Regions from separate parts of the Homo sapiens genome. Here all the other regions are linked to region 2. Evidence: read pairs that join two places in POLR2A ChIA-PET (ENCODE). Cell type or tissue: MCF 10A. All regions are shown on one strand. Each heading gives the region's core, and the rest is flanking DNA. Links, peaks and the distances in the headings are about the cores only. Region 1 has its middle 24 kb from the start of FOS. Region 2 overlaps TMED10 (transmembrane p24 trafficking protein 10). Region 3 holds the start of FOS (Fos proto-oncogene, AP-1 transcription factor subunit).

Region 1 (10,399 bases), core at 1,164-9,163, 120 kb after region 2:
GCTCAGGCTTTAAAGTTCTACAGCAGAGCAGGACCCACTGTGACTTACTTTGTGTGATGGAGTCAAACCACATTTTTTTTCTTCTTTTTCTCATCAGACTTCACAGGAAATATACGTCTTTGTTCAGATTTGAGATAAGGTACCCCTTCACCTTGACTCTCCTTTGCGGCATGAACTCACCCATTAAGTTGCTCACTTTCTATCCTAGGCCCATATCATCAGCCACTTATATTTAGTAGGCATGTGGGTTTGTATTGCTCTTATGTTAGAGGTGGAATCAAAGCTTTATCTATTAAGACATGGTTTGTAGTCAGACTGAGATGACAATCTAAAAAAAGGAGGTGAGAGTCTCCCGGAGGATACAACCAAGTGGGGTGGATTCTGTTGAAGGTTGTTTATTTTGCCATCAGTAATCCCCTACAATGCTGTTGCTCAATAATTATTTTAGGTCTCATGACTTTCAACCTAACCTCTGTGCCCACAGAGAGAATCTATACTGAGGTGTTGACATGATTTCTTTGCAGCTGTTACAAATTAATAGCCTTGGCTCCCTTCGCATGTTGAACCATTAAAATTGTGAAGACAATTGGCATTAAGGTATTTCTCAAAGACCCCTCACCCAGTCTAATGGGACCTCTGTCCCGTTCCAGGAGTGCCTATTCCTAGATTTCTTTTTTATTTATTTTATTTATTTTTTGGTTTTTCCTTTTAAGCCCAAATCTCCCCATATAGGACTAACCTACGGGCCGACACGGTGGCTCACACCTGTAATCCTAGCACTTTGGGAGGCCGAGGCAGGCAAATCACCTGAGGCCAGGAGCTCGAGGCCAGCCTGGCCAACATGGCGAAACCCCATCTCTACTAAAAATACAAAAATTAGCCAGGCATGGTGGTGCACACCTGTAATCCCAGCTACTTGGAAGGCTTAGACAGGAGAATGGTTGAACCCAGGAGGTGGAGGTTGCAGTGAGCCGAGATCATGCCACTGTACTCCAGCCTGGATGACAGAGCAAGACTCCATCTCAAAAGAAAAAAAAAAGGACTAACCTAAGAATTGATGGTAGGAGGGCATGGAAGGAGGAGTACAAACAATAGCCCAGTAGGTTGTAGCTTATAGCCAGCGTTCAATAAACTTATCTCAGTATACTGAGAAGGAAGGAAGCAAATATATAATAAACCACCACCACGTTAATGCCTACTGTTTGTCAAGCATTTGCCATCCACACACCTTATCTTGTTGTCCTCCAACAACAGTATAAGGAAGGTAGTATTGGTGTGCCCATTTTGCAGAGAAGGAAACTGAGGCACAGAAAGATTAACTCGTAAGATAAATAGTTTGCAATGAGTAGCAGAGCAGGGATTTGAACCCAGGGAGTCGAGCTCCAGGGCTGGTGTTGTCAAATGCTACTAAGATATGTGTATTTTATCAGGAGGAAGCAGAGGGAGAAGAGGCACTGTAAAGAAATAGAAGGGTGTCTTGGGAGCTTAAGCTTTGGCCTATAGCACGATGCTGTCCCAGTCACAAACAGAGCCCCAGCCCAGATGGACAAGGCCACATCCTGACAAATACCCAGAAGTAAGACAGTCACAGTTTTGTACCCACTCTCTGTCCCCATCCTTTGCTGTTCTTGTGGGGCCAGCCAGGTTCCAGCTGAGTTGTAAACTTGTAGTATGGCTCTAGCTAGCCTAAGGGATTAGTGGAGCCATCTCTGGCTCATTGAGCTCCAGAGTGGCCAGTGAGAGCCTGGAAGTTGGATCAGATGACACTTCTGGAGGCATGGGCTATGGTCCCAAGGGTCCCCAGTAACTGGACAAGGGCCTTGGATCCCCAGCCTAATATGGAAGCGTCTCAAGACCCTTCTCTGGTCTTGTGTCTTCACTGACCCTGAGGAAAGGGCCTCCATTTTGCTTTAGATAGTTTAGCACAGTCTGGGAAGTCAGCCATTTCTGAGTTTGAATCTCATTTATTGCCTGTGCTGAGTTGGGAAAGTTAACTTCTCTATGCCTCTACTGCTTTTTTAAAAAACTAAAAATATAGAAGGCTGGACGCAGGGGCTCACACCTGTAATCCCAGCACTTCGGGAGGCCAAGGTGGGTGGATCATGAGGTCAAGAGATTGAGACCATGCTGGCCAACACGGTGAAACCCCGTCCCTACTAAAAATACAAAAAAATTAGCTGGATGTGGTGGCAGGCACCTGTAGTCCCAGCTACTTGGGAGGCTGAAGCAGGAGAATTGCTTGAAGTGGGAGGTGGGGGTTGCAGTGAGCTGAGGTTGCGCCACTGCACTCCAGCCTGGTGACAGAGCGAGACTCAGTCTCAAAAAAAAAAAAAAAAAAATACACACACACACACACACACACATATATATATATATATATACTGGGTCTTGCCATGTTGCCCAGGCTGCTCTTGAACCCCTGGCCTCGAGCAATCTCTGTGCTTCCATATCTTCATCTGTCAAAGGGGATAGTATAAGAACCTACCTCACAGGGTTGTTTTAAGGACAAAGTAAACGAATTCCTATCAGTCACATAAAGCACACTTGGCACTCAGTAAACGTGGGTGATGGTAATGAACTACACCTTGCTTCCGTTTAAGAAGTCATTCTAACTGTCTCAAGCCCCACAATGCACATTATCTCATCCGGGTAGGGAGCGGCCCCAGGAACAAAGCCTATGGCTTTGCCAGGCCCTGCAGCCATGTGCTCAGGTCTCTCCTGGAGAGGAAATGGTTTCATTATTCAGCTGTCTAGGTCATGGCCACTTTCTTCAGGGCAGGGCTGTCTGTGGCCTTGCCTGCTCGACATGCTTGGTTATGCCCAGCATGCCAGCCTGGCTCTGCCGGCCCCCAGCGTGTGAAGGAGCACAGAGAGGCATAAGCCTGCCTGCCGGGAAGAATGCTCATTCATGACAGGTCCATAGCGTCATAATGCTAGGCCTTGTTCTTGCCCCTGGAGCAGGTGAGGAGCCCATGGAAGCTAGTGCACTTCTGAAGATCCTTTCGTTGATCTGGCTGGATGACCATGACTGTGACCTTCAGCCAGGAAATCCCTGCATTCAAGGGAAGGCTGCCCCAGGGTCCAGGGCAAGGGCAATGTTTAGGCTAGTAGAAAGGCCCTTTCTGGCTGGGTGCGGTGGCTCACACCTGTAATCCCAACATTTTGGGAGGCTAAGGCGGGCCATCGCTTGAGCCCAAGAGTTTGAGACCAGCCTGGGCAACATGGTGAAACCCCATCTCTACAAAAAATACAAAAATTGGCCTGGTGTGGTGGTGGGGGCTTGTAGTCCCAGCTATTCAGGAGGATGAGGAGGGAGGATCACTTGAGCCTGGGAGGTCAAGGCTGCTGTGAGCTAGGATAAAGTCACTGCATTTCAGTGACTGCATTTCAGTGATTTTCAGCCTGGGAAAGACAGCGAGACCCTGTCTCAGAAAAAAGAAAGGCCCTTTCCAAAGTTGACTTGGGAGCCTCAGAAGGGAAGCATAGAGATGACAGGGCGGGTCTGGGGTGCTGTGTCTGTGTCTGCTGTCTAAGGCATCTAGCCACCGGCACAGCAGGGCTCTCCAGGAACATCGCTACCATTCTGGTTCTGAGATGTGTTCCAGAGGTTCTGGTTCCGCTTCCGTATGGGTTCCAGACTTCCTTCCGTTGAATCCTAGCACTGTCATTTATCAACTGTGTGACCTTTGAAAATCTCCTTAACCTCTCTGCCTCCATTTCTCATCTGTAAGAGGGGATGACAATAATCTACTCACCTACTCACCTCTTTATGTTGTTTTGAGGCTTAAATGAGTTTTTACAAAAATGCTTAGAACAGTGCCTGGCATGTAGTAGCATAAATATTTGCTGTTATTTTTCACATGCTAGAGATTTTAGTTCTGGATGGAGGCTCATCTAAGTAAGGGGGCAAATCCAGAGTTCTAGACTAAGTCTATTTGACCTTGAAGTCTGTTTTCCTTGAAAGCTACCACCTTGTATAAAAAGAACCCCTAATTTGTATGCTTTAGGAGAGACCATATTTCAATTTTGGGGACACCAGTCCTTCAAGGTACAGCACAGTTGCCTGACCTCAGAATTTTTTTTTTTTTTTTTTTTTTGAGACAGAGTTTCGCTCTTGTTGCCCAGGCTGGAGTGCAATGGCGTGATCTTGGCTCACCGCAACCTTCGACTCCCTGGTTCAAGTGATTCTCCTGCTTCAGCCTCCCGAGTAGCTGGGATTATAGGCATGTGCCACCACACCCAGCTAATTTTGTGTTTTTAGTAGAGATGGGGTTTCTCCATGTTGGTCAGGCTGTTTTCAAACTCCTGACCTCTGGTGATCCGCCCGCCTTGGCCTCCCAAAGTGCTGGGATTACAGGCATGAGCTACTGCGCTTGGTCCAGAATTTTCTTTTCTTTTCTTTTCTTTTTTTTAACAAACAAGGTATTGCTCTGTCTCCCAGTCTGGAGTGTAGTAGCATGATCATAACTCACTGCAGTCTAGGCCTCCTTGGCTCAAGTGGTCCGCCTGCCTCAGCCTCCCAAAGTGCTAGAATTATAGGTATGAGCCACTGTGCCTGGACAGATTTTGTTTTAGAAGCAGGAGTTAAGTGTCCATGAGTAGTAGGAACTCAGGTAATCCAGCCCAAATGGACTTGATCAACCATCCCCTGATCCCGGATCTCAGCGTGATGGGAGTCTAGGAAACCTGCCCTTTGACCTGAATCTGGATGACGTTAGTAATACAGGAATAGGTGAAATGCCAGCCACACCTGGCTGGCCCATGAAAAGGAAATACTTCCCACGCTTTGCTTTTGCACACCAAGGGCCCCCAGGTAAAGGCATCCAGGGTGCAAGCCGCCTGCTTTAATGCCCGGGTGTGGCTGCAGGAACAACCCAGTACAAACTGGAGTGAACCTGTTGCCCTCTTCCTTCCCTGCTGCCAAGCCAAACAGAACACAGGGAACACAAATAGAATCATCACAGTAAACCAGCTGTTGGAGCCAGACACTGGGAGAACCCACTCCCTGGCACTGCCACCCCATTCACGGGTCCAGACATGATGAAGTGCTCTGAGGGCTGAGGAAGGTGTGGCCCGTGGGCATTCCTGTCCAGCAAGAACCCCTCTGGCTTGTCTGTATTCATTGCCACCCACATGGACCTCTCTATGGTTGCTTGCCAAAGCCGGGAGGGAGAAGGGTCTCCCCTTCCTCCAAGCCCAGGATCACCGGGAAATGCCCTTCCCACCTACTGGACTTGACTAATGCTGCTTGTCAAGAAGGGAACTCTTCAGACACATAAAAATCCTAAAGGTAGCTGAGGTTTGAAAGAATTCGTGCTGGACGTGCTTCCCTGCAGGGTCAGGCATTGGGGAGGAGGGAGAAGAGGAAGGAGGAGCTGGTTGTAAGTGACAGCTGCAGATAAATCTGTGTGGAGCTGTCCAGGGAGCTGTTGAACTCAGGTAGTGCCCTCCCTAGCCTGGGGCAGGTCAGAGTCTCCCCGAACCACCCAAACCTTTCTGCTGCGTGTGCTCTGGGGCATGTCTCTCTTTGCCTCCTTGGATCTTGAGCCAATGAGGAAATATAGGCTAGTCCCAGAAGGCAGGGATGAATTTGTGTTCTTTGTGGTGTCAGCACCTTTTCATGAAGCTCTAGCAGATCTCACAATCTTCCCTTCTTTAAAAAAAAAAAGAAAAAGAAAAAAGTTTGGAAAAGGGGGCTAGAGTCTCCCTATGGAAAAGAAAGCTCGTGGAATGATCCAAGTGGAGGTTTTCCATGCATTCCATGGCATCATTGGAGATGTCCTGGCTCTGTACTTACTTAACTACTTGAATCTCAGTTTCTTCCGTTGTAAAAGTGGGCACATGAAGACCTAGTTCTCATGGATATTAACAGGATAAAACGAGATAACACATAGAGTACTCTCAAGTACTCTACATAGTCCTAGCATATCAAAAGTATTAGATAAATCTTGCCTTTATTTTCTCCTTCTCATACACTGTGTCAGTGGCTTGCTGGGTCCTTGATTAGCCTGAAGGACTGAAAGAGAGACCTCAAGAGAGAGAATGGCAAAGTAAATACGACCATCTTATTCGAACTTAACTCTGCGTTTCAAGTAGGGAGATAAGAAGGACTGCTGTTCCACTTCTTTTCTAGATGACAAGATGGGTTATTTTTATTTTTTATTTTTGAGACAGTTTCGCTCTTGTTGCCCAGGCTGGAGTGCAACGGCATGATCTTGGCTCACCGCAACCTCTGCCTCCCGGGTTCAAGTGATTCTCCTGCCTCAGCCTCCCTAGTAGCTGGGATTACAGGCATGCGCCACCATGCTTGGCTAATTTTGTATTTTTAGTAGAGACGGGGTTTCACCATGTTGGTCAGGCTGGTCTCGAACTCCTGACCTCAGGTGATCCGCCTGCCTTAGCCTCCCAAAGTACTGGGATTACAGGCAAGAGCTACCATGCCAGGCCTAAAATGGGTTATTTCTGTGCCTAGAGGTAAATTGCATCAGTGCTTTCCCATCTGAAACAAAACACAAACCACTTCATTTCCATGTCAAAAACTGATTCAATCTAATCTACCCATAAATCAGGCTTTCTCATTAACCTGAATTTGAAGTTTCTCTCTTTTCCAGCTGCTTTTATGCTCTAGGTGGAGTTTAGAAAAGAGAAGTCTAGCTTAACCATTCGTTGACAGAAAAAAGTAGAAATTGTCATTTCTTCCCTGAAAATACCAGAATTAGTAAATTGCTACCTTGCCCATAATCCTGTAATAAGCAGAATCTGCATTATGGTTGGATATATAGCATGAATCTCAACTACTATCTGGGTTTTTGTTTTTATTTTTATTTATTTATTTATTTTTGAGACTGAGTCTCACTTTGTTGCCCAGGATGGAGTACAGTGGCGCAATCTCGGCTCACTGCAACCTCGGCCTCCCAGGTTCAAGTGATTCTCCTACCTCAGCCTCTTAAGTAGCTGGGATTACAGGTGTGCGCCACCACGCCCGGCTAAATTTTTTGTATTTTTAGTAGAGACGGGTTTTCACTATGTTGGCCAGGCTGGTCTCGAACTCCTGACCTTAGGTGATCCACCCGCCTCAGCCTCGCAAAGTGTTGGGATTACAGGCGTAAGCCACTGCGCCCGGCCAATATTTTTTTCTTTTTTCTTTTCTCCTTTTTTTTTTTTCTTTTTTTGAGTCAGAGTCTGTCGCCCAGCCTGGAGGGCAGTGGTGGGATCTTGGCTCACTGCAATCTCTGCCTTCCAGGCTCAAGCAATTCTCCTGCCTCAGCCTCCTGAGTAGCTGGGACTACAGGCCTGCACTACCACACCTGGCTAACTTTTGTATTTTTAGGAGACAGGGTTTCACCATGTTGGCCAGGCTGGTCTCGAACTCCTGGCTTCAAGTGATTCGCCTGCCTCCCAAAGTGATGGGATTACAGGCGTGAGCCACTGTGCCCGGCCAGGGTTTTTTTTTCCTGAAGGGCTGATCATGGCTTTGTTCCACTCACTGTGCCCTTCTTCCTCTGCTTGGAACTGGACAGAAGTTCCAATAAGCTACTGTCTTCTATTAAGTAAGGACCAGACATGAAAAACTTTATGGTGGGGATGAGTGGATGGGGCAAGGGTTTGGGGAGCAATGATCAACTGGGTAAAATCCTGGGGAGTGGCAATTGAGTGGGAAGGGAGTCAAGAAGTGTTTAGGGAAGGATGTCGGGGAAGTGAGTAATAGGTAGGTCAGAGGATGGAGCAAGGGAATGTTGAAAGGCAACGGATATGCTCTGTGGACAGGTGGCAAAATATCTGAATGGGGGCCCAGGGAGGGCTACTATGGAGTAACAGGGAAGGGACCCTGAGGTGCTGATTTCTCAGAGATAGACAATGGGATTGGATATGTGTTGGTGGAGGAATGCAGAAAGCCCAGGCCAACTCCGAATGCCATTCATTTACATGAAATCCCTCTTTATGCCTCCACCATCTGCAACAGACTATGTGCTCACCCAAATGGCTTGCTTTTAATTCCAGCAAATAATATCCCCTCTGCTTTCCCCCAAATACAAAAGACACCATTTAAATTCAGCCAGGATGGAAGATCATGATATTTGGAGAAAATTCAAAGTCTGGGCCGCTCAGCTGTGCCTTATCATTCAAAAGTTACATTTTGTTCAGGTTGGCTGGCTTCACATGGTCATCTCAACTTTTCACTCCTGTTTCTTTCTTCTTTTTTTTTGAGACAGAGTCTCGCTCTGTCGCCCAGGCTGGAGTGTGCAGTGGCGCGATCTTGACTCACTGCAACCTCCGCCTCCTGGTTTCAAGCGATCCTCCTGCCTCACCCTCCCGAGTAGCTGGGATTACAGGCGCCCGCCACCAAGCCTGGCTAATTTTTATTTTTATTTTTTATTTTTTAATTAGAGAGGAGGTTTCGCCATGTTGCCCAGGCTGGTCTTGAACTCCTGACTTCAGGTGATCCACCTGCCTCAGCTGCCCAAAGTGCTGGGATTATAGGCCTGAGCCACCCTGCCTGGCCCTCTCCTCTGTTTCTTGACCTGGTTTTGTTTACAATTTGTTGCTGCAATCTTCCTATAACTGTTTCCAGAGTTGTGTGACGAAAAGGGAGGCTGGCACGCAGAGAGATTTCTCACACTCTGTTGGCTTGTGCAGTTGAGACAAAATTAAGCAATGTAGAAATTTAAGCTTCAGTTTTTAATGACCTAGGTTTTTCCAGGCCTTCCCATTTTGGAGTATCACAGTACTCAGGGATTTCTGAGTTTTCTCTCCCTTCCAGAGGAACTATTCTTGAATGGGATTATTAAGCACCCCTTCCTCAATTCTTCAACAAAGCTCCGAGGAATGAATGTCTCAAGTTCTGCTGCTTTTAAAGTATAAAAGATAAATTCAAAGTTCCTTATGCTTCTCCTTTCTGGGAGAATTCTGGGTTTTACTCCAACAGTGGGAAAGTTTTCTAAGCTGGTTTTGCTCCTGTCTCATGGGCAAGGCAGTTTGGTCGGTGGCTGTTCTGTGGGCTGCTGTCTGGAGGAGACGGTCGGTGGAGACGGTCGGTCGGGGAGGTCACCCTGACAATTATGGCCAACTGACGGTGGAGGGAGTGGTCTCGGTTTGGCCCTCAGTCTGGAGTCACAGTCTGGATTCACAGGCAGCGCAGAGAGATGTTGGCTCAGGACCTGAGGCTGAGGCGTGCTGGGACAGCCTAGGGGGTGTCCTGGCTTTCCAGGGGCTGGGGAACCCTCTCTGGCCCGGGGGCGGGAGAAGCTGTTCCAGAATCGGTTCTGGCTCCACTGCCACCTCAGCACTTTCTAATTGCAGCTCCAAACAGCCGCAGCTGCAGTCATAGCAACAGGCCCCGCCCACCGGGCTTCGCTCCTGGCGTCCAGCACGTGACGGCGACGCCTGCGTCGCTCCCTCAGCCCCTGGCGCTAAGGGAGGCGGGGAAGTGTGGGGGGATGACGTTTACTCTGTCGTCTCCATGGATATAATGCATAGACGTCAACGTCGCCAGTGTTTGGTGTGTAACGTTCTTCCGTCTCCATGGGAACGTCAGGCGGCCAAACACCGGGCCCCAGCAACAGGCTTCTGATTGGCCCGAGGCTTCCAAAGGCGGAGCTTCGTCTCCCGCGCCCGCTCGACTGTGTTGCTGTTTTGGTTGTTGTCTCCCACTTGTTTATTTCTCTAACAGATCCTGGAGGCTGAGGTCTAGATCGGTCGCCAAGGATGGGATCCAGGAGAAAACGTGCTGAACGTGCAGCTTGCTCCTACCGATTACAGCCCAGCAGATGACATAGTTCCACTGTGCTCTAGTCCATTGTGGGAATTATGGCCCTCATGCCCGGCGTCTGTCACAACCCAATATTTGGTGTTATAACCCCTGCTCCCACCCCCCAGCACATCTCAGAAGTGCCGTTACCCTCTCAGTCACATCCCAGAAACTGTGTTGCCTTCACGGTTACTCTTGTTTATGCTTGAGAGCACTCGGAGGCCTTTCCATATCTAAAGCCTGCATTCAGTGCTACCCCCTGCAGGATTTGGATACATTTCCCCGTCTGGTCCTAATTCTGTTGAATGACATCATTTATCCGTATTCCCACCCAGAGATGGGCAGATTTCTTGTAACCTGAATAGATACCAAAGAATCCCAAAGGACCTGGGTGGGTACTTCTATTTATGGGCTCATTGGATCTTATTCTTTCCTCTCCGCCTGTTTTAATTCAAATCGGGGGGACCATTTGATTTCTCCAATAGAAACAGAAAGAAATTGAAGACAGAGATGAACACAGATCAAGAGCCCAGGTTTCTTGATATCTAATACTAATATACTGATGGAGTTAAACATTCCAAGGTACGAATGTGTCCAGAAACAGTTTTAACCTTACCCTGGGTTTCCATCAGTGAAACCAAGTTAACATCT
Region 2 (10,399 bases), core at 1,406-9,405:
CCAAGTTCAAGTGATTCTCATGCCTCAGTCTCCTGAGTAGCTGGGATTACAAGCGTCCGCCACCATGCCCAGCTAATTTTTGTATTTTTAGTAGAGAGGGCATTCTGCCATGTTGGCCAGGCTGGTTCTCGAACTCCTGACCTCAAGTGATTGGCCTGCTAAAGTGTTGGGATTACAGGTGTGAGCCACTGCACCTGGCCAAGGTGTAAAATTTTAAAGCGCCTTTGGTTGAAACCAAACTATTTCCACATTGTACTTTAACAAGTGAATGGTTAGAATGCTATTTTGCATTAGTTTCCAATTTGTGAATGGCAAATTCCCAGGGGCCATAGAGTTACTGTCAAGATGAAAGAATCTACCAAAGACCAACCCAAGTTTATACCCTTCACTGTCTGCCACGGTAGCCATTAGCTACATATAGCTACTCAACACTTGAATTGTGGCTAGTCTAATTTTAAGCTATAGATGCGGTATAGCTTGAAATGCACACTGGATTTTCAAGATTTTATATGAAAAATGGAATGCAAAACATCTCATTAACCATTTTTATATTAACTATATGTTGAAATAATATTTTGGGTATATTAGGTTAAATACACTACTAAAAATAATTTTCGGCTGGGCACAGTGGCTGATGCCTATAATTCCAGCACTTTGGGAGGCCAAGGTGAGCAGACCACGAGGTCAGGAGTTCGAGACCATCCTGGCCAACATGGTGAAACCCCATCTCTACTAAAAATACAAAAATTACCTGGGCGTGGTGGCATGTGCCTGTAATCCCAGCTACTCGGGAGGCTGGAGAATCAGCAAATTTTACCTGTTTTTTACTTCTTTAATGTGATACTAGAAAATTTAAAATTATACATGCAGCTCAACATTTTATGAGACACCACTGCAGCAGACTAAATAAATGATTTATAAAGCATGTATTGGGCCGGGCACGGTGGCTCACGCCTGTAATCCCAGCACTTTGGGAGGCTGAGGTGGGTGGATCACGAGGTTGGGAGTTCAAGACCAGCCTGGCCAACATAATGAAACTCCATCTCTACTAAAAATACAAAATTAGCTGGGCGTGCTGGTACATGCCTGTAATCCCAGCTACTCGGGAGGCTGAGGCAGGAGAATTGCTTGAACCCGGAAGGCGGAGGTTGTGGTGAGCCGAGATCATGCCATTGTACTCCAGCCTGGGCAACAAGAGTGAACTCCGTCTCAAAAAAAAAAAAAAAGAAAAGAAAAAAAAATTATACCCCAATAATGGGAACCACTACTTTACACACTATGGATTCATAATAAAATTTATTTGAGGGAGAATGGAGATAAGAGGATAAATAAGAGGCCAGCCAGTGGGTGTGCAAAGCACTTCATATTGGCTCTTGGAAAGTCGCTTTGTGAAAAATGTTCAACTGTAAGTGAAAGGAGAGGAGAAAAGACGTTTACCTCCTGGAGTGGGGTTTTGCATTGGATATGATAGGCCTAAAAAGTGAGTCCTGAGGATTCATATACCGGGGGTGGGGGGTGGGGGTCTTTTAGGAATGAAAGGCAGGGGAGATGGCTCTCTGTAGGAGTGATTCTATGCAATTGCAATTTTAATTGCAAAAACCACAATTACTTTTGTGCGAACCTAATAGTAACAGTTTCCAAAAGAGAGAAGATAAAGAGAATAAAATGCCTAGCTTACAGAACCATATTTGGTCTGAGGATGCATAATTAAGGATTCTTAATTATATATATATATATAATTTACATATATTACATACAAAATATGATAATCTTTTACTAGCTCATATAAACTATCGATCTGCAGTAACTGAAGAATAACAATATTTTTTCTCTAATTCATCAGGTATAATTTGCCATAATTTAAAAGAGAAATATGGAAGAATTATCACCAATCCAGACATAGAAGTACTCAAGAGTAACAGTACACCTAAAATGGTTTCTGCTAGCCTTTATTTGAGAAAATTTACACAAAAATCCCCAATCCAACATTTACAAGTGAATCTGTATAAATCCCATATGCCTCTTTCCCAAACAAACCAAGAAATGGCTTTATGACAGGGGTCCATGACAATGGTATAACAAGGCTTACTTAAACTGCATCATTCTCATTTATATTATACAGACCATTTTGGATAATATGCTCAAAAATGGAGGAAAGCACATAACACCCGATTTTAAAGCTTATTTGCTCTTGTGTCAGTCTTTTGTCAAAGGCAAATACATTTACTTTTTAGATAAAACCAAAGTATAATATCAATTAACTTTTAAACCAAAAGCACAAAATGTCCCAGTTGATAGTTTCGGCATGAGTAAAGGGAAGGGACATGAAAGAATGTCAACTCCTACAAAGCTTAAGTTTAGGGTCACACTTGGGAACAAAAGCATCAACGAAATAAAATATTCTCTTCTCCTATCTTCTTGACATTTTGTCACATCACAAGAACATAACTAAGAGAGTAGCTTTCGTTGCTCCTAAAAAGGGGAAAGGCACCAGTCAGAAATAGGAAAGAAAATCTTGTTAGGCTAACGGTACATGATAGAAATTTCACATTTAAAAGTTTAAAGATGGAGGCTGGGTGTGGTGGCTCACGCGTGTAATCCCAGCACTTTGGGAGGCTGAGGCAGGCAGATCACTTGAGGTCAGGAGTTCGAGACCAACCTGGCCAATATGGTGAAACTCTGCTTCTACTGAAAATACAAAAATTAGCCAGGCATGGTGGTGTGCACCTATATTCCCAGCTACTCAGGAGGCTGAGGCAGGAGAATTGCTTGAACCCAGGAGGTGAAGGTTGCAGCGAGCTGAGATAGTGCCATTGCACTCCAGCCTGGGCGTTGCAGCAAGACTCCGTCCCCCCCCCCCCAAAAAAAAAAAAGTTTAAGGATGTATCTTAACCCACATATTATTTTCTCTACTTGGATGCATCCTCTGTAACTTAGTATATGTAATACTACAGATAGACTTTCTCAACATTTGCTGCCTATGCTAAGGATCTGCAGCCAGGTTCTCAGAAGCAGTACCTACCAATTCTCAACAGCAGATGGCAATGTTGTACAAGTTAACGACAGAACTACTTTTATGCCACAGGAGAGGAAGACACAAGGAGTCAAAAGGGGGAAAAAAAAAGTTTGGGTTCATAGTAGCAGGAACATTAACAGAATAGCCTGAGATTTTAACAGCATAACTCATTCCCTCTTCCACCTTTGTACTTTATCCAGGTCAACACATCAGGGTTCTCTAACGATTCCAGTATTCTGTTTCTTTACTGTAAGATACATGTAATTCTTGCCACTGTGATTAAACAAGCCCTGTAATAGTCAGCAGGGTTAAAAAGAGATTACGGAAAGGATAAACTCCTACCTACTTTCTTGGGAGATGTGGGAAAGATTTCAAGTCACAGCATTTTTCATAACTGTTTATAAACAATGGTCATTTATATCCACACTTTCTCTTATTTACATTAGTTTTGGCCCTTAGGCAACTCATACTCCTACAGTGATTATTGGCTTTGCTTTCATAACATGTATTTTTAAGTATTTACTCTCTTAATGGCCCTCGATGTCTATTTTATACATCATATCTCTTAATTCTCTAGATGGAACACTGAAGGACAGGAATTAAGTAAGTGACTGGCCATGCAAGGGTTGGAAATTTTACTTATTTTTCCTTGGTAGAAGTTATGTTAAAAATTCAAGCAACCACATATCTAACAGAGGAATTTTATCTAGGATATATAAAAAACCTCTCAAAACTCAATAGTAAAAAGAACAAATGACCTAAATAGAAAATAGACAAAAGACATGAAGACATTTCACCGAAGAGGATACATAGATGGCAAATTAGCACACAAAAAGATACTCAACATCATTAGCCATTGGAAATGCAAATTAAAACCACATGTGGTATCATTACACACATCTATGTGAATGGTTAAGATAAAAAATAGTAGTAATACCAAATGCTGGTGAGGATGTGAAGAAACTGGATCAATCATACATTGCTGTCTGAATTGTATGAGTGGCTGTATGTAAAAAGTAGAGCCACTCTGGAAAAAGAGTAGGGTAGTTTCTTACAAAAATATATGTGTTTACCATACAACCCAACAGTTGCCCTTTTGAGCATTTATCCCAGAAAATGAAAATGTATGTTCACATAAAAACCTGTACATGAATGTTCACAGCAGCTTTATTAGGGCAAAAAACTGAAAACAACTCTTATGTCCTTTAGTGGGTGAATGGTTAAGCAAACTGTGGTACATCCATACCATGGAATACTACTCAGCAATCAAAAGGAACTGCCCCCACTTCACCACGATGCAATATATGCATGTAAGAAATCTGTACTTATACCCCCTAAATATATAAAACATTTTTAAAAGAAAAAAAGGAAGAAACTATTCATACATGCAACAACTTGGATGGATTTCAAGGGAATTATGCTGAATGAAAAAAGATCAGCCTCGTAAGATTACATTCTGTATGATTCCATTCATACAACATTCTTGAAATGACAAAATTACAGAGATGGAGGACAGAACAGTGGTAGCCACAGGTTGGGGTGAGGGTATAAGAAAGGGATGTGGCTGCGGCTGTAAAAGGGCAGTGCAAGGGATCCATGTGACAGAACTGTTCTGTCTCTTGTGATGGTGGTCACATGAATCTACACATGTGATAATATTGCATAGAATTAAATACACATACACGAAAAAAGTTCAAGCAGTTGAGCACAAATATTTTAATTGTCTAAAATGACATTTTCTTTAAGAGTTATCTACAGTTCAAAGCTCACTTTTATGAGGTGTCACATCCATCACCATTTTAAGAGATATAAAATCATGAAAAGATATCACCAGAAGCTATGTAAACATTTCAGCTAAGGGTAAAGAGAAAGTTAAGGGTGTTTTCACAAGGAAATTGAAAGAGGGCAATCCAAATGAAGTCAACATGGTCACACAAAAATCTTGGTAAAAGAACTAGAATGGAAGCCCAAGCTGCTGAGCAAGTGGGAGAAGAAAAGAAAACATAGTCCAAACAGATCACACAAGGGAACCCAGGACAAATGCTGACTTTGGCATTATCTAGGTAACCCCTATTTTTTGTCATAGGTGACTCTAATAATAGACCTATTGTTGCAAAACCAGTCAAAATCCTACCAAATTAAAAAGAAGTCCCTCATTGACTTGTTGGGTGTAGGTGGTACCCCATGTCCTCCCACACCAAAAGAGATCAGTTCTGGCAAGAAAGCTCCAACGTGCCTTGATGGTGCTGTTGGTAGGATGCCTTAGGCCAGGCACGTCCCAGCGATGTTCTGCTGGCTGAGGTACAAGGTGGGAGGAGAATATGCCTCATTCATTACTCAATCAATTTCTTGGCCTTGAAGAAGCGTCGCAGGTAGAAGACCTGCCAGGTAGCTAGTCCAATGAGACAGAACATTGAAAAGATGCTGAAGTATAGGACCCGAGTGTTTGTTGACTCTAAAAAAAAACAAAAGCATTGTAAACATAATGAAGTGAGCCTCCTCAGCTGGCTAAACAATGGCAGGGGAGGTGGGTAAAGGCAATTAATTAACTTCACTCTGTCCCTAGGTCTAACAGTAGGATTTCAGATAATTTTTCTTTTTAAGTTCATTATCCTGGCTGGGCATGGTGTAATCCCAGCCTGTAATCCCAGCACTCTGGGAGGCTGAGGCAGGCAGATCATGAAGTCAGGAGATCGAGACCATCCTGGCTAACTCTGTCTCTATTAAAAATACGAAAAATTAGCCAGGCATGGTGGCTTGTGCCTATAGTCCCAGCTACTTGGGAGGCTGAGGCAGGAGAATTGCTTGAACCCAGGAGGCGGAGGTTGCAGTGAGCCGAGATCGCACCACCGTACTCCAGCCTGAGCGACAGAGCGAGACTCCATCTCAAAAATAAGTAAATAAATAAAAATAAAAGTTCATTATCCTATATATAAATGTTGAAAATTACAAAGATTGGTGCTATCAGTTTGATGTGGGTATAGACTAATTGAGGATGTTGTCACCTGCCTATCACAGTAGGAGTTTCTACTCTCTTGAAAATCTAACAAGGCTCATTTACCTTTAGCAGCAACAACAGCGAAGCAAGCAATTTCCCCTCCATATACCCACCTTGGCAAAACTGAGAAAAGGGTACACCAGAATTGAAAGTTTGGAGACTGTCTCATTTATGGGTCACTTAAGAAGTAAGAGTCGCCTTCCCCCTCACCGTTGGTATCACGCATCTCCTCTTCTCTCTTCTTCATGTAGGCAAAATCATTAACAATAGATTCTGAAAGGTCTTCTAGGCGTCGCAGCTCTACCTCTAATGGTTTGAGCTTCTCAACTTTTGCAATCTGGAAAAGAATGGAATATTTTCAGCTCTCTGAAAACATCGCTTCAGTCAAGAACATAAAGAAGGCAACAGAGAAGTCTTTTTTAAAGTTTCACCAGATTTAAATTCTCTCCTATCAATCATCCTAACATATTTTAAAATTTGGGCTTCTTTCTTTCCCTATAGACTATATCTTTCCATTTCAGACCTTTTTTGATACTTTAATTTTGACTAAAATCTTAGAAGTAATATAATAACCGTAGGCTATAAAGTAAGATATACTATTGTCTCAAGATTTTTTACTTTTTTTTTGAGACAGGGTTTTACTCTGTTGCCCAGGCTGGAGTGCAGTGGCACAGTCTTGGCTCACTGCAGGCTCGACCTCCTGGGCTCAGGCAATCCTCTTGCCTCAGCATCCCAAGTAGCTGGGACCACAGTCATGCACTGCCACACCCAGCTAATTTTTATACTTTTTCTAGAGATGGGGTTTTGCCATGTTGCCCAGGCTGGTCTCGAACTCCTAAGCTCAAGCAATCTGTCCGCCTTGGCCTCCCAAAGTGTTGGGACTACAAGTGTGAGCCACCATGCCCAGCTGATTTTTGACTTTAGTAAAGCACTTTACTTTGCACTTCCACTCATGTCTAAGAAGTAAACTATTGTTAATACAATAAATGTGGGAGTCATATTAAGTCAAACCTGGTTTTAGAAGAAAAACCACTAAATTCATTAAACCTTTGACAGTACATAGGAATGTGAGCATGTGTTGTTATAGCATTAAAGTAATAATTCAAAATACACAATTAGAGAATTCTGGTTCATATAAATCCTACAACAACTTTAAGGTTTAATATCAGAGCTCAGATGTGAGAAAACTGCACTGAATTTTTTATGTATTTTTTTCTTTTAGAATGACACAGCCAGTTATCAAAAGAAATCTTCAAGGAATTCCCTGTATGCTGAGGAATGAAGGATGTGAGAAAGAAATTAACTGTCTTCTGCTCTCAAGTTAGACCCCTAAGAAAACTCTTAAGAGTATCTAATAACTAGAGGCATCTGTCACACCAGCAAAGATGTCATTATTGTTTTTTTCTTATCAGTCTTAGATTATGCTTTGCTTTAAAATGAGATACACCACCAGAGCTTTCCAGATCTTTTTTTTTTTTTTTGGAGATGGAGTCTCACTCTTGCCAGGCTAGAGTGCAGTGGTGTGGTTTTGGCTCACTGCAACCTCTGCCTCCTGGGTTCAAGTGATTCTCCTGCCTCAGCCTCCTAAGTAGCTGGGACTACAGGCGTGCGCCACCACACCCAGCTAATTTTTTGTATTTTTAGTCGAGATGGGGTTTCACCATGTTGGTCAGGATGGTCTCGATCTCTTGACCTCGTGATCCACCTGCCTCGGCCTCCCAAAGTGCTGAGATTACAGGCGTGATCCACCATGCCCGGCCAGCTTTCCAGATCTTAAAACTTTTACATACCAGTTGCTCTTAAAGTTTCCACATAGAGAATTCTTTAATAATTCTGTTTCTGGCCGGGTGTGGTGGCTCACACCTGTAATCCCAGCACTTTGGGAGGCCGAGGTGGGTGGAACACGAGGTCAGGAGATCGAGACCATCCTGGCTAACACGGTGAAACCCCGTCTCTACTAAAAATAAAAAAAAAAAATAGCTGGGCGTGGTGGCGGGCGCCTGTAGTCCCAGCTACTCGGGAGGCTGCGGCAGGAGAATGGCGTGAACCCAGGAGGCGGAGCTTGCAGTGAGTTGAGATTGTGCCACTGCACTCCAGGATGGGTGACAGAGCGAGACTCCATCTCAAAAAAAAAAAAAAAAATTCTGTTTCTTTCTTTCTTTTTTTTTTTTTTTTAAGGATGGAGTCTCACTCTGTTGCCCAGGCTGGAGTACAGTGGTATGATCTTGGCTCACTGCAACCTCTGCCTCCCAGGTTCAAAAAAATCCTCCCACCTCAGCCTCCTGAGTAGCTGGGATTACAGGTGTGTGCCACCCCACCCAGCTAATTTTTATATGTTCAGTAGAGATGAGATTTCACCACGTTGGCCAGGCTGGTCTTGAACTCCTAACCTCAGGTGATCCATCCACCTCGACCTCCCAAAGTGCTGGGATTACAGGCGTGAGCCACTGCACCTGGCCTTAATAATTCTGTTTATATATCTGCTTCTTTACTCCCTATTTACTGTACATTCCCTATGGCCCACTTTTTTTTCTCTCCTTTGTTCAATTCATTGTCCTTGTCCTTTTCTTTGTGAAATGTTAACAGCAGTTAACAAGGGATGAATAGGAGGCATTTATTTTATGTTTTCTTATTATATTCTTCACTAAATGTGTGATGAACAAAAGTTATTTAAAATAAAACAAACTGCTGTTAAAATTGGGATGTAAAAATTGAGTTTATATTTAAGGTCCATAAAAATATGGTGATAGACTTGCGATGATACACCTACAGTTTTCTCTCACCAGAAGCACATTTTCTTGCGTTTGTAAAATGTTGGCTAGAGTTAACGGTGTGACTGGTAACTGCAGAACAGCTTCTGGGTGTAAGATTTAACCAATAGTTAATGCACAGAGCTAACTTTCCTAAGTGAATGGCCAAATGCCAGGTTTTGTCATTAACCCAGAATATATATCTGTTCATTGATCTCATATAGAGCTGCAGAACAAAAAAAAATTCCTCAAGAAAAATACAGGAGCTATACAAGCTGAACCTTAGTCTAACATCTTCCCTCCTGCTCTATACTTCCCCACTCAGAGCTTCCTAAATGAGACAGTATAAAGGAAATGGCATGATACTTCTTAGAGATAAATTATTTAAAGTTCCCTAAATAGAAACTTGCAAAAGAAACTGGAAGTGAAACTATGGCTGTGCCTCTGCCAGCTGAAAATGATATTAAAAAAAAAATTACTTTAAAGCCTACTGAATCCCACAGCCTTTGCTTCTTTTTTTTTTTTTTTTTTTTATTTTTGTTGTTGTTGTTGTTAAAGGACAATAGTCCAGAGACCTAAAACCCGAAAAACAATGATGGAATTAAACCTGGTACTGAAGATGGCTTTTGTAGATTACAGCCCCCCACAAGCTGTTCCCAATCCCTTTCCAGTAATAAAACTTATTTTTTAGTTGTACAACCAACACATAAATATATTCTTTGGCTAAAAATTTAAACTATCCAGAAGCAAAGAGAATATAAACCAAAAGTCTACCTTCATGGTTCCTCAATTCCCACATTGCTTTCCAGAGGTAAAGATGCTTATAAACTTGATGTATTATCTTTCCACACCTTTTCTTCTGAGACACTATGCTTTTGTATGTAAATGTACACAGAAAAATATAACTTAAAATCTATTTATAAATGGCATACTACACACATTGTTCTATAGCTTTTTTCCATTTAGTAAGATCTTTCCAAAAATGTCAGTGCTTATCAATTCATCTTATTCTTAACTGCTGCACAGCATTCCACACAGCTAGTATTCCACATTGTTTAGTTAATCATTCAATTCCCAACCCCTTTTCTAGTACAGGTGCTACTTCAGACTCTACACCTCTATTCATAACCAAACAGTCAAATTCCTATCTTCAAAGTTGATTTTATTTCCTCAACAAAATCTCTGCTGAGGCCAAGCGTGGTGGCTCACACCTGTTATCCCAATACTTCGAGAGGCTGAGGCAGGAGGATCACTTGAGCCTGGGAGGTCAAGGCTGCAGTGAGCCAAGATCATGCCACTATACTCCATCCTGGGAGACAAACTGAGACTCCGACTCAAAAAAAAAAAAAAAAAATCTATTGAATCCCATCTTTCATCCAGAAAATTATTTTCAGACCTTCATTAGTGGGATGAAGGTCTCATTTTGGTCTCATTTCCTAGAAGCCATTTTTGCCTAATAAGTACCTTCACTCATGATACTAATTTAAAATCTAGAAATCTTAAAGAAATCTCAAGAGACTAAAACAGTACTGAAATCTAGCTTGCCATTCCAAACACCTAGTACACCATGGATACTCAATAGTAAAAAACAACAATCATGGATATATTTCTATGTTGAATCTAAACCTAGAAATC
Region 3 (10,399 bases), core at 1,003-9,002, 140 kb after region 2:
GAGGTGGAGGTTGCAGTGAGCCGAGATCATGCTACTGCAATCCAGCCTGGGCGACAGAGTGAGACTCAGTCTCAAAAAATAAATAAATAAATAAAATCTGTCCTTTGCAACTTTTCAGTATAGGGAGAGAGAGAGAAAAAAAAGATTTGTCTTGTTGAGTAAGAGTAAGGTCATGGATGACATGGTGTGACCTCTGCTGAAGATGTCTTAACACCTCGAATCGCGTCATGTGGCAGCTTCTTCTAGCCACCCCTGGCCCTGCACATGGTGATTATGAGATTTTTCTCATTGGATGGGAGCCCTGGAATTGAGGTTTCTTGGGGTGTGTTTTTGTCCTGTAGGTTTAGTGACGTCGACGGGGTTCCTTTGGAATTTCAGCAGCTAAGTCCGCCGGAGCTGCAGAAGGTCAGCTCAGGACATCGGAGGAGCTGACAGCCTGGAGAAGCTGTGCTTGTCTGCTGGTAGGGAGCACTTGTTTCTAAAGCAAGATTCTGCAACACTGACAGAACCAGTTTCCCATACTGCTGGTGGCTGCAAAAGATGTTTCAGGCTTGGGCTGCAGTGTGCCTGTCTTTGGCACTGCCACTGTTCCCCAGTTTCCTCAGCTCCAGATGGAGCATGTCTCAGGGACCACACAGAGCTTTGTTTAAATGCTCACATTAGCAGAAGGACGGGGATCCCATTGAATCATCCTCTCCTGTCAAAAAGCCAAGAGTTGTTCAGAAGGAAAAAACAGTTTTTCTCAAAGAGGCTAAATCTCTAGTACTAATTAGTTGCAGTAGTGGCATGTGTGTGTGTGTGGGGGGGGGGTGGCATGGTAATCTTGTGCCTCCAGTGTTCTAAATAGGGGCAATCTTTTTGCTCACGGTCTGAGCCATCGAATGAGTAACCTCGACCTCCTAAGACCCTTCACTGGGCTCACGTGTGTGTGAGTCCCACAGGAATTGTGGAATGCCTCTTTCTCTTGTTGGGTCCAGACATTTAGAATGAATAAATTAAAGGGTAGTGGTAACATGGTCATTGTCATTGCAGACAATGTGGTATTTATATATGGGCACTAGCTGTCTTTCTCATGGGGCTCAGGAACAAGGGTAAGTTTGATCTTTCATCATGAACCACTGGGGTGTTCTTTATACACAGAGGCTGTACCAGCTGAAAATAGCCCAAACATCTTGTAATTTTGTCTTTCCCAATTTTTGCCTATTCATATCCCAGAATAAAAGAGCCTGTTCAGCCTTTCCAAAGATTTAAAGAACATTATCTATTTGCTTTCTAAGTACCCAAAAAGCACAACCGTCTACATTCACCTTGGCTGGATGAGGACATGCATTCATTCATCCATTCAAGAGATATTTATTGCCAGACCTGGTGGCTCACGCCTGTAATCTCGGCACTTTGGGAGGCAGAGGTGGGAGGATCACTTGAGGCCAGGAGCTTAAGGCTAGCCTGGGCAACATAGCGAGACCCCATCTCTACAAAAAATAAAAAATTAGCTGGGCATGGTGGTATGTGCCTGTGGTCCTAGCTACTTGGGAGGCTGAGGTAGGGGCATTGAGCCTAGGAGTTCAAGGCTGCAGTGAGCTATAATCACACCACTGCACTCCAGCCTGGGTAACAGAGTGAGACCCTGTCTCAAAAAAAAGAAAGAAAAAGAAAAAGAAAAGGGGTATTTATTGAACACCTACTATGTTTCAGGCACTGTGCTAGATCCTAAGTGAATATCAGCACATGAACAAGACAAAGGCGAAAAGTTACCAAACAAGTCTAAGTTGATTTCGGTATATGCATCTTCCTGACTTCTGGTCCCGTGCTTTGACCACAACCCTTCACCACTAGACCAGACTTCCCCAAATAAACAACTACTTCTGCATGCTGGGGATGGGCTGTGTGCGGCAGCATTTACGTAGGCGGTACAGACAGCAGCCTTTCACTTAATGTTGCAATAACACCAGGCTAAACAATGTGCACTGACTTCAAAAGTGTGGGGTCAGGTCTCCTTCAAGTGCCACAGGGAGAGTGCAAAGTAGGAAAAGTCTATCGGATGAGGAAACACTGTAGAGGGAAAGTGAATTTTTTTTCAATTTGGGTTAAAATTCAGATGTGGAATTCTACCCTCCTTTTCACTTTTGGATCCCCAGATAGGAGGAACTCAGCACATAGATAATCATGAACTACACACATTTTGGTTTTATATGCTCAGACTTGTCCAGAGCATGAAATCCCTGCCCTGTTGGAAGGCAGCGCCGTGCTCACGGAGGCACACAAGCACCTGTCTCAAAGTCACCCTGACCTGCAGATCTGCAAATGGCAAAAATAATTTCACATGTTTGTTCTGATTTGTCTTCATTTTTAGGCTACCTTGTGTGAGCTCCACTTTTTAGAATGTGATTTTGCAGTCCTGAAATGGATACCATGAGCAGATTGAGATGTGAGAATATGTTAGAATGATCACAGGTTCGGATGTTAGTGGGGCAGGAGAGGGAGTCTGAGATTGTATTGGCCTATACTGTGGCTTCTGGTTGAGCACTTGGTTTGCCTGGATGATGCTCTGGCCTTACTCAATCTTTATCATTCCATTATCCAGAGGACAGAGGATCTGAGCCCCATCTCTGTATTGCAGTCACCTCCTCTGGGACCTGTTTCCAAGCCTTCTTCTGTGTTGCCTGGCACCCCTTTCTTACCTCTTTCAAACCACTTACTGCTACCCTGTAAGCTCGATTGACTTGTTGGTCTTCCTATGAGACTGGAATCTCTCTGAGGGTCGGGACAGGCCTACCCTCTTCATTACAGTGAGCACCAGCCTCCAGCCCAGTCAATAGTTTTGTTAAATAAATAATTGAACAAAATTATTTGTTAAATAATGGTTTGTCCTTTCCAGAGGATGGACTTAGTTTGTCCTTTCCAGAGGATGGATTTAGTAAGTCTCCAACTCTGGTCATAATGGTGCCAGAAGGAAAGAGTTAAGCTATCTGGAGGAAATAGGCTCACTCAAAGACCCTTCTTCTTTTTTTTTTTTTTAATTGGCAAAGGCAGGATAAGTGTATTTGAGATAAATCCTGGATATAAAATCTTGACACATCTTTTAGGTATTGGCCGAGATGCTTTGGACCTGAAAGGGAAGTAAATCAAATCATTCTAGGTTTTCTTTTCTTTTCTTTTGGAGACAGAATCTTGCTCTGTTGCCCAGGCTGGAGTGCGGTGGCACGATCTCGGCTCACAGGAACCTCTGCCTCCCGGGTTCAAGCAATTCTCCTGCCTCAGCCTCCTGAGTAGCTGGGACTACAGGCGTGCGCCACCACACCCGGCTGTTTTGTATTTTTAGCAGGGACAGAGTTTCACCATGATGGCCAAGCTGGTCTCGAACTCCTGGCCTCAAGTGATCCACCCGCCTCGGGCTCCCAAAGTGCAGGAATTACAGGAGTGAGCCACCGCACCCAGTCAGGTTTCCTGTTAAGTGGCCTGAGATCTAGTTGTGAATGGCAGTCATGGCCAGACTCAGGAATTCAAAGCTTGACCTATTTTGTCTGAAGCTAATATTAATAATAAGAGAGATGTATTTGGCTTCATAACCCCTTTCCCTCCCGTCCCCCTCTTTCTTTCTGTAATCAAGGATAGAATTAGAAGTACCGAAGGCCGCAGAATTGCTTTAGGATTCAGAGCAGCTCCAAGGAATCTGTGTTTACGTATTATGTGTGTTTTTCCGTTTCCCTCCCTTTTTATGAGTGAGAAAAAAAAGCGCCTAAATTCCCACCAACATAAACCAATGACATACAATGATGAAATTCTGTTTTCACCTCTGCCTGTGACAGGGAATGCAAAAATAGCAAGTGGCCCAGTTCCACGAATCCCCGCCTCCTGCCCTCCCCGCTCCTGCCGGGTTGGATCTCTAAGAATGGAGGTTAGCGCACAGCCTCGCGCGGGCCGCTCAGCCCCCGGACCCGGCGGATGATGTCAGGCGACGGGAGCGGCCGCGGCCGGGCCGGGGAGGCCGCGGCCCAGGGGAGCTGGGAGGGAGGGTGGCCTCGCCAGGCCGACGGCGCGCCCGGCCGCGCGGCGTTGCCTGGAGACGGCCCTGGCGGCGCTGTGTTGCTGTAAACAGCCGCTTCCCTGTTACTATCTATAGCAGGATCTCCTGGCTCCCGGGCGCGGCGGCTGGAGGCAGGTCTGCGGTCCGGCTCCCCGCGCGCCCCGAACTATCCGCCCGCCGGCCTCATCCTGCCTCGCCCCTCTCCAGGTGCCCACCGCGGGCCCCGACCCCCGGGCCCGAAGAGTGGAGAAGGGAAGACCGGGGCTGTGCGGGGACATGCGTCTTCGCGCCCTGGAGGTGGCCAGCGCGCTGGGGCTGAGCCCCGGCAGCGTGACCCCGGCTGTCCTACGCAGCAGGGCAGGAGATTGGGGGGCGTGGCACACTCTGGAGCACCTTGCCTCCCCAAAGCCCCGTGTTCCAGGACGTGGAGCCGCTCCTGGGGTCCCAGCAGTCGAGGTATTCCGCCCAGGCGCAGCTGGACACTGTCCTTCCAGCCCCCGTCCTCCACCCTCCAAGTCCGCGCTGGAAAATCACCCGCTGCGGGCTCCCGTAAGCACAGCTTCCTGGCGGGACCGAACCAGCCCTCAGCGCAGATTTGAGTTCCCCGCAGGAAGCACACCCCGCCTTGTCATCCCGAACTGACCACCCTGCCCACATAACCACACCTCGCACTCCCTACCCCTGGGGCCCAGCTCAGAACCGGGCAGACACCCCCTTCAAATGTCTTCGCACGTAGGTTTTGCACAGTGTTTATCTGCTGGTGTCTCAGGGATTTGACAGTTTCCTTAATATTCCCACACATGGCCGAGAAAAATAAATAAATAAATGCGCTGTCTTCTTTAAAAAAATAAATAAATAAAGTACCCAGTATCGTAAAGTAGGTTATCGTATTCTCTTATTTTGGATCCTCCACTTTCTGCTTCCAAACGCAGGAACAGTGCTAGTATTGCTCGAGCCCGAGGGCTGGAGGTTAGGGGATGAAGGTCTGCTTCCACGCTTTGCACTGAATTAGGGCTAGAATTGGGGATGGGGGTAGGGGCGCATTCCTTCGGGAGCCGAGGCTTAAGTCCTCGGGGTCCTGTACTCGATGCCGTTTCTCCTATCTCTGAGCCTCAGAACTGTCTTCAGTTTCCGTACAAGGGTAAAAAGGCGCTCTCTGCCCCATCCCCCCCGACCTCGGGAACAAGGGTCCGCATTGAACCAGGTGCGAATGTTCTCTCTCATTCTGCGCCGTTCCCGCCTCCCCTCCCCCAGCCGCGGCCCCCGCCTCCCCCCGCACTGCACCCTCGGTGTTGGCTGCAGCCCGCGAGCAGTTCCCGTCAATCCCTCCCCCCTTACACAGGATGTCCATATTAGGACATCTGCGTCAGCAGGTTTCCACGGCCTTTCCCTGTAGCCCTGGGGGGAGCCATCCCCGAAACCCCTCATCTTGGGGGGCCCACGAGACCTCTGAGACAGGAACTGCGAAATGCTCACGAGATTAGGACACGCGCCAAGGCGGGGGCAGGGAGCTGCGAGCGCTGGGGACGCAGCCGGGCGGCCGCAGAAGCGCCCAGGCCCGCGCGCCACCCCTCTGGCGCCACCGTGGTTGAGCCCGTGACGTTTACACTCATTCATAAAACGCTTGTTATAAAAGCAGTGGCTGCGGCGCCTCGTACTCCAACCGCATCTGCAGCGAGCATCTGAGAAGCCAAGACTGAGCCGGCGGCCGCGGCGCAGCGAACGAGCAGTGACCGTGCTCCTACCCAGCTCTGCTCCACAGCGCCCACCTGTCTCCGCCCCTCGGCCCCTCGCCCGGCTTTGCCTAACCGCCACGATGATGTTCTCGGGCTTCAACGCAGACTACGAGGCGTCATCCTCCCGCTGCAGCAGCGCGTCCCCGGCCGGGGATAGCCTCTCTTACTACCACTCACCCGCAGACTCCTTCTCCAGCATGGGCTCGCCTGTCAACGCGCAGGTAAGGCTGGCTTCCCGTCGCCGCGGGGCCGGGGGCTTGGGGTCGCGGAGGAGGAGACACCGGGCGGGACGCTCCAGTAGATGAGTAGGGGGCTCCCTTGTGCCTGGAGGGAGGCTGCCGTGGCCGGAGCGGTGCCGGCTCGGGGGCTCGGGACTTGCTCTGAGCGCACGCACGCTTGCCATAGTAAGAATTGGTTCCCCCTTCGGGAGGCAGGTTCGTTCTGAGCAACCTCTGGTCTGCACTCCAGGACGGATCTCTGACATTAGCTGGAGCAGACGTGTCCCAAGCACAAACTCGCTAACTAGAGCCTGGCTTCTCCGGGGAGGTGGCAGAAAGCGGCAATCCCCCCTCCCCCGGCAGCCTGGAGCACGGAGGAGGGATGAGGGAGGAGGGTGCAGCGGGCGGGTGTGTAAGGCAGTTTCATTGATAAAAAGCGAGTTCATTCTGGAGACTCCGGAGCGGCGCCTGCGTCAGCGCAGACGTCAGGGATATTTATAACAAACCCCCTTTCAAGCAAGTGATGCTGAAGGGATAACGGGAACGCAGCGGCAGGATGGAAGAGACAGGCACTGCGCTGCGGAATGCCTGGGAGGAAAAGGGGGAGACCTTTCATCCAGGATGAGGGACATTTAAGATGAAATGTCCGTGGCAGGATCGTTTCTCTTCACTGCTGCATGCGGCACTGGGAACTCGCCCCACCTGTGTCCGGAACCTGCTCGCTCACGTCGGCTTTCCCCTTCTGTTTTGTTCTAGGACTTCTGCACGGACCTGGCCGTCTCCAGTGCCAACTTCATTCCCACGGTCACTGCCATCTCGACCAGTCCGGACCTGCAGTGGCTGGTGCAGCCCGCCCTCGTCTCCTCCGTGGCCCCATCGCAGACCAGAGCCCCTCACCCTTTCGGAGTCCCCGCCCCCTCCGCTGGGGCTTACTCCAGGGCTGGCGTTGTGAAGACCATGACAGGAGGCCGAGCGCAGAGCATTGGCAGGAGGGGCAAGGTGGAACAGGTGAGGAACTCTAGCGTACTCTTCCTGGGAATGTGGGGGCTGGGTGGGAAGCAGCCCCGGAGATGCAGGAGCCCAGTACAGAGGATGAAGCCACTGATGGGGCTGGCTGCACATCCGTAACTGGGAGCCCTGGCTCCAAGCCCATTCCATCCCAACTCAGACTCTGAGTCTCACCCTAAGAAGTACTCTCATAGTTTCTTCCCTAAGTTTCTTACCGCATGCTTTCAGACTGGGCTCTTCTTTGTTCTCTTGCTGAGGATCTTATTTTAAATGCAAGTCACACCTAGTCTGCAACTGCAGGTCAGAAATGGTTTCACAGTGGGGTGCCAGGAAGCAGGGAAGCTGCAGGAGCCAGTTCTACTGGGGTGGGTGAATGGAGGTGATGGCAGACACTTTTACTGAATGTCGGTCTTTTTTTGTGATTATTCTAGTTATCTCCAGAAGAAGAAGAGAAAAGGAGAATCCGAAGGGAAAGGAATAAGATGGCTGCAGCCAAATGCCGCAACCGGAGGAGGGAGCTGACTGATACACTCCAAGCGGTAGGTACTCTGTGGGTTGCTCCTTTTTAAAACTTAAGGGGAAAGTTGGAGATTGAGCATAAGGGCCCTTGAGTAAGACTGTGTCTTATGCTTTCCTTTATCCCTCTGTATACAGGAGACAGACCAACTAGAAGATGAGAAGTCTGCTTTGCAGACCGAGATTGCCAACCTGCTGAAGGAGAAGGAAAAACTAGAGTTCATCCTGGCAGCTCACCGACCTGCCTGCAAGATCCCTGATGACCTGGGCTTCCCAGAAGAGATGTCTGTGGCTTCCCTTGATCTGACTGGGGGCCTGCCAGAGGTTGCCACCCCGGAGTCTGAGGAGGCCTTCACCCTGCCTCTCCTCAATGACCCTGAGCCCAAGCCCTCAGTGGAACCTGTCAAGAGCATCAGCAGCATGGAGCTGAAGACCGAGCCCTTTGATGACTTCCTGTTCCCAGCATCATCCAGGCCCAGTGGCTCTGAGACAGCCCGCTCCGTGCCAGACATGGACCTATCTGGGTCCTTCTATGCAGCAGACTGGGAGCCTCTGCACAGTGGCTCCCTGGGGATGGGGCCCATGGCCACAGAGCTGGAGCCCCTGTGCACTCCGGTGGTCACCTGTACTCCCAGCTGCACTGCTTACACGTCTTCCTTCGTCTTCACCTACCCCGAGGCTGACTCCTTCCCCAGCTGTGCAGCTGCCCACCGCAAGGGCAGCAGCAGCAATGAGCCTTCCTCTGACTCGCTCAGCTCACCCACGCTGCTGGCCCTGTGAGGGGGCAGGGAAGGGGAGGCAGCCGGCACCCACAAGTGCCACTGCCCGAGCTGGTGCATTACAGAGAGGAGAAACACATCTTCCCTAGAGGGTTCCTGTAGACCTAGGGAGGACCTTATCTGTGCGTGAAACACACCAGGCTGTGGGCCTCAAGGACTTGAAAGCATCCATGTGTGGACTCAAGTCCTTACCTCTTCCGGAGATGTAGCAAAACGCATGGAGTGTGTATTGTTCCCAGTGACACTTCAGAGAGCTGGTAGTTAGTAGCATGTTGAGCCAGGCCTGGGTCTGTGTCTCTTTTCTCTTTCTCCTTAGTCTTCTCATAGCATTAACTAATCTATTGGGTTCATTATTGGAATTAACCTGGTGCTGGATATTTTCAAATTGTATCTAGTGCAGCTGATTTTAACAATAACTACTGTGTTCCTGGCAATAGTGTGTTCTGATTAGAAATGACCAATATTATACTAAGAAAAGATACGACTTTATTTTCTGGTAGATAGAAATAAATAGCTATATCCATGTACTGTAGTTTTTCTTCAACATCAATGTTCATTGTAATGTTACTGATCATGCATTGTTGAGGTGGTCTGAATGTTCTGACATTAACAGTTTTCCATGAAAACGTTTTATTGTGTTTTTAATTTATTTATTAAGATGGATTCTCAGATATTTATATTTTTATTTTATTTTTTTCTACCTTGAGGTCTTTTGACATGTGGAAAGTGAATTTGAATGAAAAATTTAAGCATTGTTTGCTTATTGTTCCAAGACATTGTCAATAAAAGCATTTAAGTTGAATGCGACCAACCTTGTGCTCTTTTCATTCTGGAAGTCTTGTAAGTTTCTGAAAGGTATTATTGGAGACCAGTTTGTCAAGAAGGGTAGCTGCTGGAGGGGGACACACCCTCTGTCTGATCCCTTATCAAAGAGGACAAGGAAACTATAGAGCTGATTTTAGAATATTTTACAAATACATGCCTTCCATTGGAATGCTAAGATTTTCTACTGCTTCTGGGGACGGGAAACCGCTGTGTAACAGCTTTTGTGGGAATACATTTTTTCTGTTTCAGTACTCGCAGGGGGAAATATTTAAATTTTGTTGTGCTAATATTAAATTCAGATGTTTTGATCTTAAAGGAACCCTTTAAGCAAACAGAACCTAGCTTTGTACAGACTATTTTAACTTTTTATTCTCACAAAATCACGTGGAGGGTTATTCTACTTCAAAGATGAGCAAATTGAAGAATGGTTAGAATAAACAACTTTCTTGATATTCCGTTATCGGCATTAGAATCTTCCTGCTCGTTATCGTATCCAGCAGGCTGAACTGCCTCTTGATACTTGGTTAAAAAAAATTTTCAGGCCGGGCGCGGTGGCCCATGCCTGTAATCCTAGCACTTTGGGAGGCCGAGGCAGGCGGATCACCTGAGGTCGGGAGTTCGAGACCAGCCTGACCAACATGGAGAAACCCCGTCTTTACTAAAAATACAAAATTAGCCTGGTGTGGTGGTGCATGCCTGTAATCCTAGCTACTTGAGAGGCTGAGACAGGAAAATCACTTGAACTCGGGAGGCGGATGTTGCAGCGAACTGAGATTGCGCCATTGCACTCCAGCCTGGGCAACAAGATTGAAACTCTGTTTAAAAAAAAAAGTTTTCACTAATGTGTACATTTTTTTGTACTCTTTTATTCTCGAAAGGGAAGGAGGGCTATTGCCCTATCCCTTATTAATAAATGCATTGTGGTTTCTGGTTTCTCTAATACCATATGCCCTTCATTCAGTTTATAGTGGGCGGAAGTGGGGGAGAAAAAGTTGCTCAGAAATCAAAAGATATCTCAAACAGCACAAATAATGGCTGATCGTTCTGCAAACAAAAAGTTACATAATAGCTCAAGAAGGAGAAGTCAACATGACTCTGAACAAGCTTTAACTTAGAAACTTTATCATCTTAAGGAAGAACGTGACCTTTGTCCGGGACGTCTCTGGTAATGGGGCACTTACACACACATGCACACGTACAAACCACAGGGAAAGGAGACCGCCCTTCTGCCTCTGCTCGCGAGTATCATGCAGGCACCATGCACTATGTTTTCACACACACTGGGTGGAA

What was found. Peaks named below come from ENCODE experiments on the same cell type or tissue, not always from the same donor. Only the 100,000 strongest peaks of a DNase experiment are listed, where the experiment ranks them.
Region 1: POLR2A ChIA-PET joins it to region 2 with 22 read pairs; 19 of 35 experiments call an interaction of 5 or more read pairs at or near these places.
Region 3: POLR2A ChIA-PET joins it to region 2 with 13 read pairs; 16 of 35 experiments call an interaction of 5 or more read pairs at or near these places.

Annotation. Positions count from the first base shown.
Region 1 is chr14:75,249,708-75,260,106 of GRCh38, forward strand. No RefSeq gene overlaps it. Among named protein-coding and RNA genes, the nearest start is that of FOS, 24 kb to the right of the region's middle. RefSeq lists enhancers at 4,239-5,438, 7,173-7,342, 7,237-7,736, 8,014-10,399, 8,436-9,414 and 3 more. In MCF 10A, for the core only: no CTCF peak of the experiment used is centred there; DNase peaks (open chromatin) are centred at 4,934, 5,424, 7,684, 8,594 and 1 weaker place.
Region 2 is chr14:75,129,536-75,139,934 of GRCh38, forward strand. It overlaps TMED10 (transmembrane p24 trafficking protein 10), which reads right to left. Exons shown (of 5, transcript NM_006827.6): 4 at 6,225-6,351; 5 at 1,934-5,471. The coding sequence ends at 5,350. Among named protein-coding and RNA genes, the nearest start is that of NEK9, 7.7 kb to the left of the region's middle. In MCF 10A, for the core only: a CTCF peak has its summit at 3,033 (motif pointing right); DNase peaks (open chromatin) are centred at 3,066 and 5,326.
Region 3 is chr14:75,273,140-75,283,538 of GRCh38, forward strand. FOS (Fos proto-oncogene, AP-1 transcription factor subunit) reads left to right here and starts at 5,689. Exons shown (of 4, transcript NM_005252.4): 1 at 5,689-5,984; 2 at 6,738-6,989; 3 at 7,421-7,528; 4 at 7,644-9,091. The coding sequence starts at 5,844. The coding sequence ends at 8,285. RefSeq lists silencers at 3,853-4,362, 5,091-5,180, 5,531-5,590 and enhancers at 5,679-6,606, 5,961-6,020, 6,607-7,532, 7,559-8,118, 8,119-8,678. In MCF 10A, for the core only: no CTCF peak of the experiment used is centred there; DNase peaks (open chromatin) are centred at 1,902, 4,002, 5,372, 5,662 and 1 weaker place.